Linked DNA regions of Homo sapiens: region 1 is linked to region 2. A link is a contact called in ENCODE Hi-C data. All regions are on one chromosome and are shown on one strand. The core of a region is the stretch at or near the end of the contact, and the rest is flanking DNA. Distances in the headings are between cores, read along the strand shown. Region 1 has its middle 20 kb from the start of LINC02038. Region 2 holds the start of LINC02048 (long intergenic non-protein coding RNA 2048).

Evidence for each region. Hi-C counts contacts between places; a loop is a spot of excess contacts on that map. Pooled maps may share reads with other maps.
Region 1: a map of Right ventricle myocardium inferior shows a loop between it and region 2 (2.6-fold over the local background). The contact joins the enhancer-like site here to the promoter of LINC02048 in region 2. A Hi-C loop is called at or near these places in 2 of 168 maps with a recorded cell type or tissue (Right ventricle myocardium inferior and endothelial cell of umbilical vein) and 4 of 50 pooled maps.

What each region holds. Positions count from the first base shown.
Region 1 is chr3:193,861,326-193,866,399 of GRCh38, forward strand. No RefSeq gene overlaps it. Among named protein-coding and RNA genes, the nearest start is that of LINC02038, 20 kb to the left of the region's middle. Within about 2 kb of position 2,731, at least 4 of the 41 ENCODE cell types and tissues checked have a DNase peak (open chromatin) inside an H3K27ac peak, as active enhancers do.
Region 2 is chr3:194,273,376-194,278,623 of GRCh38, forward strand. It overlaps LINC02048 (long intergenic non-protein coding RNA 2048), which reads left to right and starts at 3,345. Exons shown (of 3, transcript NR_183751.1): 1 at 3,345-3,445; 2 at 3,545-3,782; 3 at 4,111-4,784. RefSeq lists an enhancer at 3,274-4,473.

The DNA of each region.
Region 1 (5,074 bases), core at 1,481-3,980, 410 kb before region 2:
GCTGCCAATGCCTTGTTACTTGTCCTGGGTGGTGGCTGTGCAGGTGTTTGTTTTATAACAGTTTGTTTTGCTGTAATTTATGTTTTATAAACATTTCTGTATGTATTCTGTATTTGAAAATAATAATAATTTTTGAAACCACCACAGATCACAGCACTTATAAGTTCACAGTGAGAGTGCAAAGGATACTTTGCAAAGTTCTTTCAAGAAATCTTAAATTCTCAAGTGCCACGCGGGCAGTGATTTCCCCCGTGAAATTTCTATATGCTGTCCAAGAAACATCTTTTTAGACATCTTCACTTTCAAAAGAGGCATTTTTTTTTCAAAGAAGATTTTATCACTTATCAGAATATGTTGCCTGATAGAGAGTCTAAATGGGCAGCATGAACCCTGTTCTCCCGAGTAAAGTGATGCACCAGGGGCCCCCTCTTCACAGTGTACCCTGTTTCAATTCCAAGTCCCAGACCCTTGAGAACCTCTGGAATAACTGATACCAAAAAATGCTAGTCCTCTGAATACAGTGATAGCTAACAGTTTCACCCTGCAATTTGTTCATTCCCCTTTATGGAGGAGAAAATGGAGGCACAGGGTAGTTAAGGAACTACTGTCACCATCTAGGAAACAAACAGAGGCCCTCTGGCTCTGGAGCCTGCATGAGTAACCACCCAACCATCCTACCTCCCCCACTATTGTCTAAATTAGATATCAGCACATGTTGGGGAAAATGTTTAAATTCTCCTTCTCCCCATGGTCAAAAATATCATTTTTTTCTCTTCCAAGATGTCTCTCGATTCTGTCCTTTATTTTCATTTCCCCGGCTTAACATTGGCCAACTCCATCCCTCACCTGGTTTATTGCACGTTCTCTCTATATCCAACTCCTCTCTCCCCAGCCATAAATCCTTTGATGGTTCCCTACTGTCTGCCTGGTCTAGTCCTGACCCTCACCACGACCAAAGCGCTTCATGGCCTGGCCTTTGCCTTTTCTTCAAGTTTCATCTCCTACTCACCTCTTTGCATATCTACCTGCTAACAATCCCAGACTATGTACCATACCCTCATGTACCAAGGACGTTCTAACTACAGTTAGAAGTTCCTCTGCTGGCCGTTCCTCCTGTCCTCTCCTTCCTCTCTCTAATTCTATTTATCCTTCAAGACCAGTGCAAATACCACCTTTTCTGGGGAGCATTCTCTGAAGCCATCCAGCCTAAACCTCTCTCCTCAATCTTGCTGTATCTCTTGTCGCTTTTATACGAGTCTGCTCAGGCTGATATTTGCCCAACTGCCCTCCCACTAGTCTAAACTCTTGAGGGTAAGGGCTGTGTCTTAGCTACATTTTGATCCCAAAGTCTGTCATAAAACAGCATGAGCTATTCAGTTCATATTAAATGAATCTGTATCACCCAGTTAAGTTTCTGTCCAAGGGTGAGGATTTACATGTCACTATGATATTCTTTTGTCCTAACATTCTGGCCTGGTTCCTCCTGGAGAAAGATGGCTAAAGCAGAAGTCAGGGGGACAGAGTTGTTTCCTGGCCAACGGGAGACAGCTGATACTGGGAACAGCATAGAGGACCACTCACTTTGGGTATAAGTCTGGCTGGAAAATCCACCTGAAACAGATTTTCCCTGCCTCAGTCTGGGACTCCAAAGACTGGTTCGCCAAGGTGAATCAGGACAAGAAGTGGAAAATTCCTCCTTCACATTTCACTGGGAAACTTGAACCAGAAATCAATGTGTCAGGCCCAGCCTGTCTCGTTTTTCCAGACAAGACTCCCTGATTCTCCAGTCTGCCCTGAGAGGTGCTGCAGCAGAAACAGCGCAAAGCTGCTGAAGACTTTCATGTGGCTTCTCCTGTTAGAAAATCACAGCCCCCCCACCTCTAGAAGCCTGTGGAACACAGCATCATGGAGAATCTGGCTTTTCTTCCAGGCAGGGCATGGGAACTATTTTTCAAGGGAAAGGACGTGCATAATTGCTGGGGAAATATACACATTTAATTTCTCTGGAGCCCTTGAAGCTTTCTTCCTTAAATAAATCATTCTGCAGGATCCTGTGACCTGAGACCTGGAAGTGGTTTTGTTTTGACCTGGAGCCACGGCCTCCAGAGAGAGGAAGTCTGTCCCATTTGGATGCCTATGTGAACGCACACGACGTGGCTTTACTCTCCCCCAAAATGGGCAGACGAGGTGGAGTTGCTAGAGTCTATCATGTAGGTCCTTTTCAAGAGCTGAGCAGGTACATGACCACCTGTCTGCCTTATACATTAAAAAGAATAGGAAACCATTATCTTGAGACAGGTGATGAGGGCTGCAAGCTTGGGTAAGGGGATTTTTGGAAGCTTTTGAGAAGCTGTATGTTGGAGCTGACAGAGAAAGCAGAAACCGTCTTTGACAAACCCCTTTATTTACAGAGCAGGACACCAAGGTCCAGAGAGGGAAATCCTGTCACCAGTGTCCCCAAGGACTGCCTGTATGAAGTCGCCTTGGAACTGGTCACAAAAACCACTTCTGGGCCTCATCGCAGATGCAGGATCTCTGAGGATTTCCCTAGGAACCAGAGTTTGACGCACTTCCCAAGTAGTTCTGATGTACTCTGAAGCTTTGGAAGCTGTGCTAAGTTCTCTGGACTTTCTGCTTGGACGCAGGTTGGGTCCAGCCTTCACACAGGCCTCGGCTGTTTCTTCATCTGCCTCTCTCTGCCTGCCCCTCCAATTACCATCAGTCCCTCCTGAGCTTCCTCACTTCCAGGTCACCTCTCCCTGCTGGCCTCCCTTCCAGGCCACCCATCTAAGGCTCCTGCATTCTAAGCTGCCAACATCAGGAGAGGGAACAGCACGCTCTGTTCAGGAATGTCGAGCTGGACAGGGCCCAGGAGAGGATCCAGTGCTGCCCCTCCTCCCTGCTCCCCATCCATATAGGTTTCTTTCTCTGTTCCCCCTTGTGTATTAAATGCTGACATTGCTCATGGAAGCAATAGCATCTGCTGTTTCCGGAAGCTGGAAGCACTGTGTGGTCTCAAGAGGGTCCTGGAAGATGCTAAGGGCTTTGGAATTTAGGGACTCGCTCAAGGCTTATTATAAACTGAGTCCTTGGATGATTGAAAAAGAGTAACCATTTTGCCAAATGTCTGTGCTATGGTTTAGAGCTTTGCTAAGTTCATACAATGTTATAATCGGTTCCTCCCATACGACCACCTACAGCCATCAGCCATTAATTTATGTGCATGTCTTTTTGAAATTCCTTTGTGAGTGATACTTACTTGAAGCCAGGGTGGTTAGTCTTAAAGCAAGCAGAGAAGAGGGATGGAAGCCCGTGGCTGTGGAATCTGGTCAACACGAGGCCACATTCCTGCCTCACCTGGTATAGTTGCTGGGCCTGGGGACCTGTCCGACTCCTCCCTACAGCTCCTGTTTTCTCACCTGAAAAGTGATTGTAATTTCTACTTCACAGATGTTCTACCATCTAGAAGCACTGTGCCTGAGGCCAGCACATAGATAGAGAGTGTTTCTTTTCTGTTCCTTACCTTTTTAAGCTGCTATTTGAGACAATTTGCTGCAGACTCTCTAGGCCCAGTTCCCTGTGCTCTAACACTCTTCCTCGTAGTAAGAGGACTCTTCTGGAAAGAACTCTTAAGTTGTTAAAGATAGAAAAGTAATCTCATGAGGATGCAAAGGCATAAGATACAATGTACTTTGGGGACGTGAGGGGAGCGGGGAAGGAGGACGAGGGATAAAAGACTACTCATTGGGTACAGTGTACACTGCTTGGGTGATGGGTGCACCAAAATCTCGGTAATCACCACTAAAGAACTTATCCATGTAATCAAATAACCACGTGCTCCCCAAAAACTATTGAAATAAATGAAAATAAAAAATAAAAATATCTGCAGTGGCTCACGCCTGTAATCCTAGCACTTTGGGAGGCCAAGGTGAGTGGATCTCTTGAGCCCAGGAGTTCCAGACCAGCCTAGGCAACATGGCAAGACCTCATCTCTACAAAAATAATAAAGTAAATAAAATAAAAAGAAGGAAATGGAACTATATGTACTGGTAGAGAAAGATGTCCAAGATGTCCAAAAAAAGCAAGTTGGAGAGCAACAAATAATATAATCCTATTTTCTAAAATAAATATTTTGCTGGGGTAAAAAAAAAGAAAAGTAAATTCTGAGTCACTACCATTGAAATGACTGTATCTCAGATGAGTACTTGAGATTCAGTCTGTCATGGTGGCCACCTTAAGAGGAACTGGAACCAAATTACCTAAGTTAGACTAGACAACAGCTAAGGCTCTTCTCCTTCTTATGATTCTATGATAACAAATTTGGCTTGACCTTTAAGGCCCTTCATAATCCCAGTCAAGCCCGTCTTACAGACTCATCTAACATTATTCCTCTAAACTCCATATTCCTTCCACGCTGTGCAGTTTACAGTGTCCCACCCATATCATGCCCCATCCTGCAACCAGACTTCTGATTCTTATACTTTCCACTCTTCCTCCCCTTTCCAATATTAGATTCCACCCATTCTTGAAGGCCCTCTTCCCTCAAGCCCCTCCTGCTTCCACAGTGGCAGTACACACTCCAGCCTTCCATCTGCGTTTCTCTTGCAGTGCTCCTAGCAAACTACCTTGTATTCTGGGTATATGGAAACATGTCTTATCAGACCACATCTTACTGGACTCTCTGAGGACAGCTCCTGGGTCTCAGTTTTTCTCAGAATGCCTCTAGCACCTGGCACACAAAAATTGTGCATGAAATGTTTATTGAATTGAGCCAAGGAATTCCAAGAATTAATTCACATAGACTCAGTAGACTCAGTGTTTGGTTTGAGCATTTTTCTTATTCAGGGCATGCTGGCAACAAGGATCAGGTACCCTCTGGAACAATTTCAAATGAAAAGAGGGATTATTAAAAGGATACAGGGGTCTGTTGTTGACCTCCAAGGACAGGAAGTGAGAAAGGATGAATCACAAAAGAACAAAAAAGATCTCCTCTCTGTGTCCTTCAAGGGGCTACGGGGGTTCTTGTCACCCCTAACTCTTTCTGCGTGTCAACTCTCTTCTCCTCTTGGCAGAC
Region 2 (5,248 bases), core at 2,095-4,594:
AAAACAACCCACCCTGAAATGCGGTGGGCCGACTGCTTAGGGCTGGGTGGTCCCCCAGCTGCCACACACGAGTTTGATGCGTGGCGTTCACCGGCCAAAATCCACACCCTAGCCACCCGAGGCAGGAGGGGAGGAAAGTGCCAGGCAGTGGCCCGTACCTAGGGAGGCTGCCGTCACTCTTGAGGCTGGAACTGCAAAGCTGCGTGCAGCTCCCTGCCTGTCCAGCCACCCCATCGGCCTGGAGCTAGGCCAGCAGGCGGCCAGCTGTGGACTGGCTGCAGGTGTGAGGAAAACCAGCAACCAAGTGTCAGGAGGGTGGAGGAGCAGCCTTCATCTTAAAAGGGGGCCCAGCCCAGGCCCCCAGGAAAATGCAGCTCTAAATGACAGGGTGCTGGGCTCCTTCAGGCAAATTAATGTCATCAGACCAGGTTACATTTCATCCTGTTTTCATCTGAACCACAATGGATGTGCATGGGAAGGGCTGCAGGTGCTCAGATGTCACCCGGAAGAAGTGAAGGACAGTATCTCACAGGACCTAGAAAACAAGAGCGGGAGAGCATCGTGCCCAAGGCCTGTCCTGGGACAAATCAGTGGCAGAACTAGATCTAGAGCCACGTCTCCAGAGTCCCCATTCACTTTCACCAAGCTCCATGCCACCTGAATGACAGGTTGGAGGAGGTAAGCCCAATCTGATACCTGCTGCTTCTGGGACCCACCTGACGTGGTTCTCTCTCTCCTCCCTCTTCAGACCTTGGAGCCAGTGCTGTGCCCTCTGCCTGGGATGCTCTTCATGTCTCTGCAGCCAGCTCCTCGGAGCATCTCCACCTCCGCTCAGATGTTGCCTCCTCCAGGAGGCCTTTCCTGACTGAGCTCTCTCTGCATCACTGCCTCAAGCTAATTTTCTTTAGAGCACTCTCTGATGTCTTCTTGTTTGTTTCTGTGTGTGTTTCATCTGTCTCCTTACCTGAAAATTTAAGTACCAGGAAAGCAGGCACCAATAGGAGCTCAACAAATAGAATATAGTTGAATGACCAAAAGAGAATTTCATGTTGAATTGCCAGCGGCCCAGAGTGCATGGGGATTATGAATATTGGTGGAGATATTTTTAAACCTTACATTTTGAACCATGCGAGGTTCTCCCTCTGGTGACTCACAAGGTCCCTGCCGGCACCTCCAGGCTTTGTGCTCACAGATCCTGAGACTTCACAGGGAAAAGAGGACAAAAGTGGTTTCCTGGTCCCTTAAAGAGCCAATGGGATTTTCTGAGAAGAACCTTTCTTTGTTTTCCTTCTCACTCAAGAGAGAGGGTTCACAGCCTGCTCTCCCCTCCCTCCCGCCTCCCATAATTGCTTCCCTCCCTTCTTCTTCCATCCTGAGTATTTGTCATTCTCTGCTTGTGGCAAATTGCTTTTCACCTTTGAAAACCAAGAATGGTTGCTACCCAAGACAGCCTGGAAGTTTTTTGCAAGCAGGGAGGTGTTTAGCAATAGAAGACACTGTTGATGACTCTCCCCAGCTGTGGCATCACTGAAATTCAATTTACTAAGCATTTATGGACAGCCTATGAGATGGGTACTGTGGGGGATAGCCTGGTGATGCAGAGGTGGGTCTTGCCTCTTAGGGACTCTCAGGCCAGTAAGAAAGAGATCATTTTTACTCAAGAGATGTTTTATTAAGTGCTTGCTAAAGGCCAAATACTGGTAGGCCTACAGTGAATGAGGATTCGCCTTGCCCTCAAGGAGTTCATTGTCATGTGAAGAAGGAGAAATTACTGACAATTTCAAACTTCAGTTTTACATTCTGTGAAGGGAGACATGCAGATGAAAGGAGAGAGTGGCAGGGAGCTAAGGGAGCAGACGGGAAGTTCAGCTGCACGGAGAGGTGGGAGCTAGGCAGGACGAGGGGGGTTGGTCATTAGTGGGAAGGGGCATCAGGCAGAGAAACGCCAGACTCCTATTACATCTTCCACTGTGCGGGGCAGAGGTGGGAATGAGCTTGCTTGGTCCAAGGACTGAAAGGAGATTTGTGTGGCTGGAGAGGAGGGAGGAAGTGGACAGCATGAGCCAAGCCAAGGCTGCAGAGGCTGGCAAGGGAAACACCGAGGCCAGGAGGCCAGGAGAAGGTTTGCAGAATGGTTAGTGTTCAATCGCAACAAAAAGCCAAGGGGGCGGTGAAAGACAAGGCTAAAATATCTGTTAGGCCCAAGATCACGCCAGCAAGGGGAGTCCAGGGACCCTGGGGCTGAAGGGGGAAGGCTGTCGGTGCGGACCCCAGTCTAGAGGCTGTTGCAGAATAAGTGATAAATGACAAGGGCCACAGCAGAGTGGCAGGGGTGGGGTGGGGATAGCGTGGGGGTAGTGTGGGGGTGGGGGTGGGGTGGGGGTAGGGTGGGGGTGGGGTGTCATTGGCAACTACAATAATAGTAACACCATGGTCTTTCCGCTTCCCCCTTCCACCACATGAAGCCCCTGTTTCAAATGCCCTCTCAGACCCCTCCCCAGGTCTTCCCGACTCCCCTCCTCTTTCCGCTCCCCACTGGAGATGCTGCCAGGAAAACAGAGGTCCTGGAGAATACGTTCACTCGGCTACAGGGAGAGGAGGAGGCTGAGAAGCCGGAACAACCAGCTCATCCTGAAAGCAGAGGCCCATGAGGCCCCTTTGTGACCCAAAAGATTCCCACCCTGAATGAGTCTGAGCACACACACGTGTGACCCCACACACACACACTCATTCACTCACTCATAGCCCAGAACTTGCCCCTTATTATTTTACCTGAAATTTCAGCATCTGGAAATTAACTGGAATAAGAAAATCCTTTCCAATAAATGCCCATCCTGACTCGTGCCTTAGAAAGGAATGGTCTGGCTGGGCGTGGTGGCTCACGCCTGTAATCCCAGCACTTTGAGAGGCTGAGGTGGGCAGACCACTTGAGGTCGGGAGATAGAGACCAGCCTGGCCAACATGGTGAAACCCCATCTCTACTAAAAATACAAAAAAAAAAAAATAGCTGGGTGTGGTGTTGGGTGCCTGTGATCCCAGCTACTCTGGAGTCTGAGGCAGGAGAATTCCTTGAACCTGGGAGGCAGAGGTTGCAGTGAGCCGAGATCCTGCCATTGCACTCCAGCCTGGGTGACAGAGTGAGACTCTGTCTCAAAAAGAAAAGAAGAGAAGAGAAAAGAAAAGAAAAAAAAAGGGAGGGAGGGGAGGGAAAGGAGGAGACCCTTGGGAACGGGGAAGTGGAGAAGCCAGGCCCCAGGGTCCTTTGGCATGATCATGAAATATCTTTTTTCTTTGAGAAATGCAGCCCCTGGCTCCAATCAGCTAATTTTCAAACCTTTGATCCATTGATCCATTGGGCAGTCTGGGCTTGCTTGGTTCTTGGTTCAGTGACAGACAGCAGAGGGTGAGAGAAATGGCACAGGGCTGAGAGCCATGAAGTCACTGGGTGAGTCCCTTCCCCTTGCCAGGCCTCAGTTTCCCAGTCTGTAAAATAAGGGGGTTGGAAGGGCTGACTCTAGGGCTGACTCTGACCTTTTCTCTCCAGGCATAGGTGAACGGTGTGACCACACCAGGCCAGGGAAGAAACACGTGCCCAGCCTGCCATCTGCCCTCCTGTCTTGGAGCCAGGTCTTTCCACCAGCTTCCTTCATCTTTTAACACTTGGTGAAAAGGAATGACACGTCAGTCAAAGCCCCTGGCCGGTGCTCATGGAGCATCTGGCAGGAGGAAGCCCCTTCCTGGCTGGCCTCCCATTCATCAGTCAGCGCCGCAGGCTGGGCCAGGTAAGGTTTCAGTGGCTGCTGATGGCGGCTGCCCGGCAAGGGTTCTGGCCAAGTCCGCCCCCTCGTTCCTTTCTAACTGGGCTTTGGGAAGTTTTCAGGACTTCCCAACTCGGCAGCATGCCCACTGCCACAGTCCCCACCCACCCTGCAACATGAGGAAGGCACAGAAGCCCAAGCCAGGCAGAGCAGTGCTCCCTGCATCACCCACAGGCAGCCCGGGGAGCGCGGGCCTCCCGAGAGCCAGCCCAGGCCTGGATGGCCCACTGGGGAGGGCAAGGAGGGGAAGAGGGGAAGGGAGGCTGTGCCAAGGGCTGTGCCTGTGTTTCAGGGACAGCTGTGGAACCTGAGCTGGGAGGCAGCTGTGAAAGGCAAGAAACAAGGAAAGGGGACAGAAGTCACCCGGTCGGTGAGCCAGCTCGGAGGCAGGCAGAGAAAGCAAGAGAAGGGGCCTCTCCTGCCGTCATCCTAACCTCCCAGGTCCTCCCCAAAGGCTCCCAGCCCTTCCCCAGACACTCCCCAGTCTCCTCCCTGTCCCCACCACCATCCCTCTGGCCCTGATTTACAGCTGGGCAGTCACGGGACAGATTCTGGTTAAGCCTCAGAAACATACACCCAGCAAGGGGTTTGGATTTTCTCCTTCCTACCCTCCCTCGAGACTCTTCCGTGGAGGAGGAAGAGAAGCAGATCCAGCCTGGAGAAGCCAGGCCCCGAGGCCCTCTGGCACCCTGACTCCAGCACCCTGGTCTAACATGCAGTAGGAGAAATGAGGTCTGGAAGGGTGAACAGGCAGCCGGCCCCCCATGAGGCCTTGACCTCAGGCCCCGGCTGGGTTGGCAACAGCTCTTCTTGGCTCAGACAGGCTCCCTTGGAAACAAACCTCTGTTACTCACTTCTTTCCTCTAGTTGGCTGACAAGGGAGCCGAAGCTGTTGGCTCAAATCTTTTTTTTTCTTTTTAACCTCTCCTCCATTTTTTTTTCTGCTGCTAAAAAATTTGTTTTGCAAGATATAGTATAAGGCTCTTTTACTTCTTGAAGTTTCTTTAAGAAAATAATGGTGCTTACAAGAAAATTGTGATGACTCCCGGCGTTTGCACAGGACTCTGCTGTGTGTAAAATGCTTTCCTGGGTCTTTGCAACAGCCCCAAGCTGCAGACAAGGCAGATCGTTATCCTGTGAAATCTCAGGGGGACTCTGAGGCTCAGAGAGGAGAAGAAGCTTCCCAGGTCACACCGCTGGCAGGATGAGGACCCAGGGACCTAGATTCTGCCAAAGAAGACCTTGAGCAAGTTTCTATATGGCCCCTCTTGGCCCCAGCAGCACAGCAGGGAAGAAAGGCCATCCTCCCACAGCCAATCCCCCTTTATCCCCTGGGCAACCTCAGAGAAGGGGAAATCGGTGGCACATGGATGTAACTAGAGTTGAGGAACACTAGGGAATGAACTCCTTCTTAGGCCCCACAGGGACAA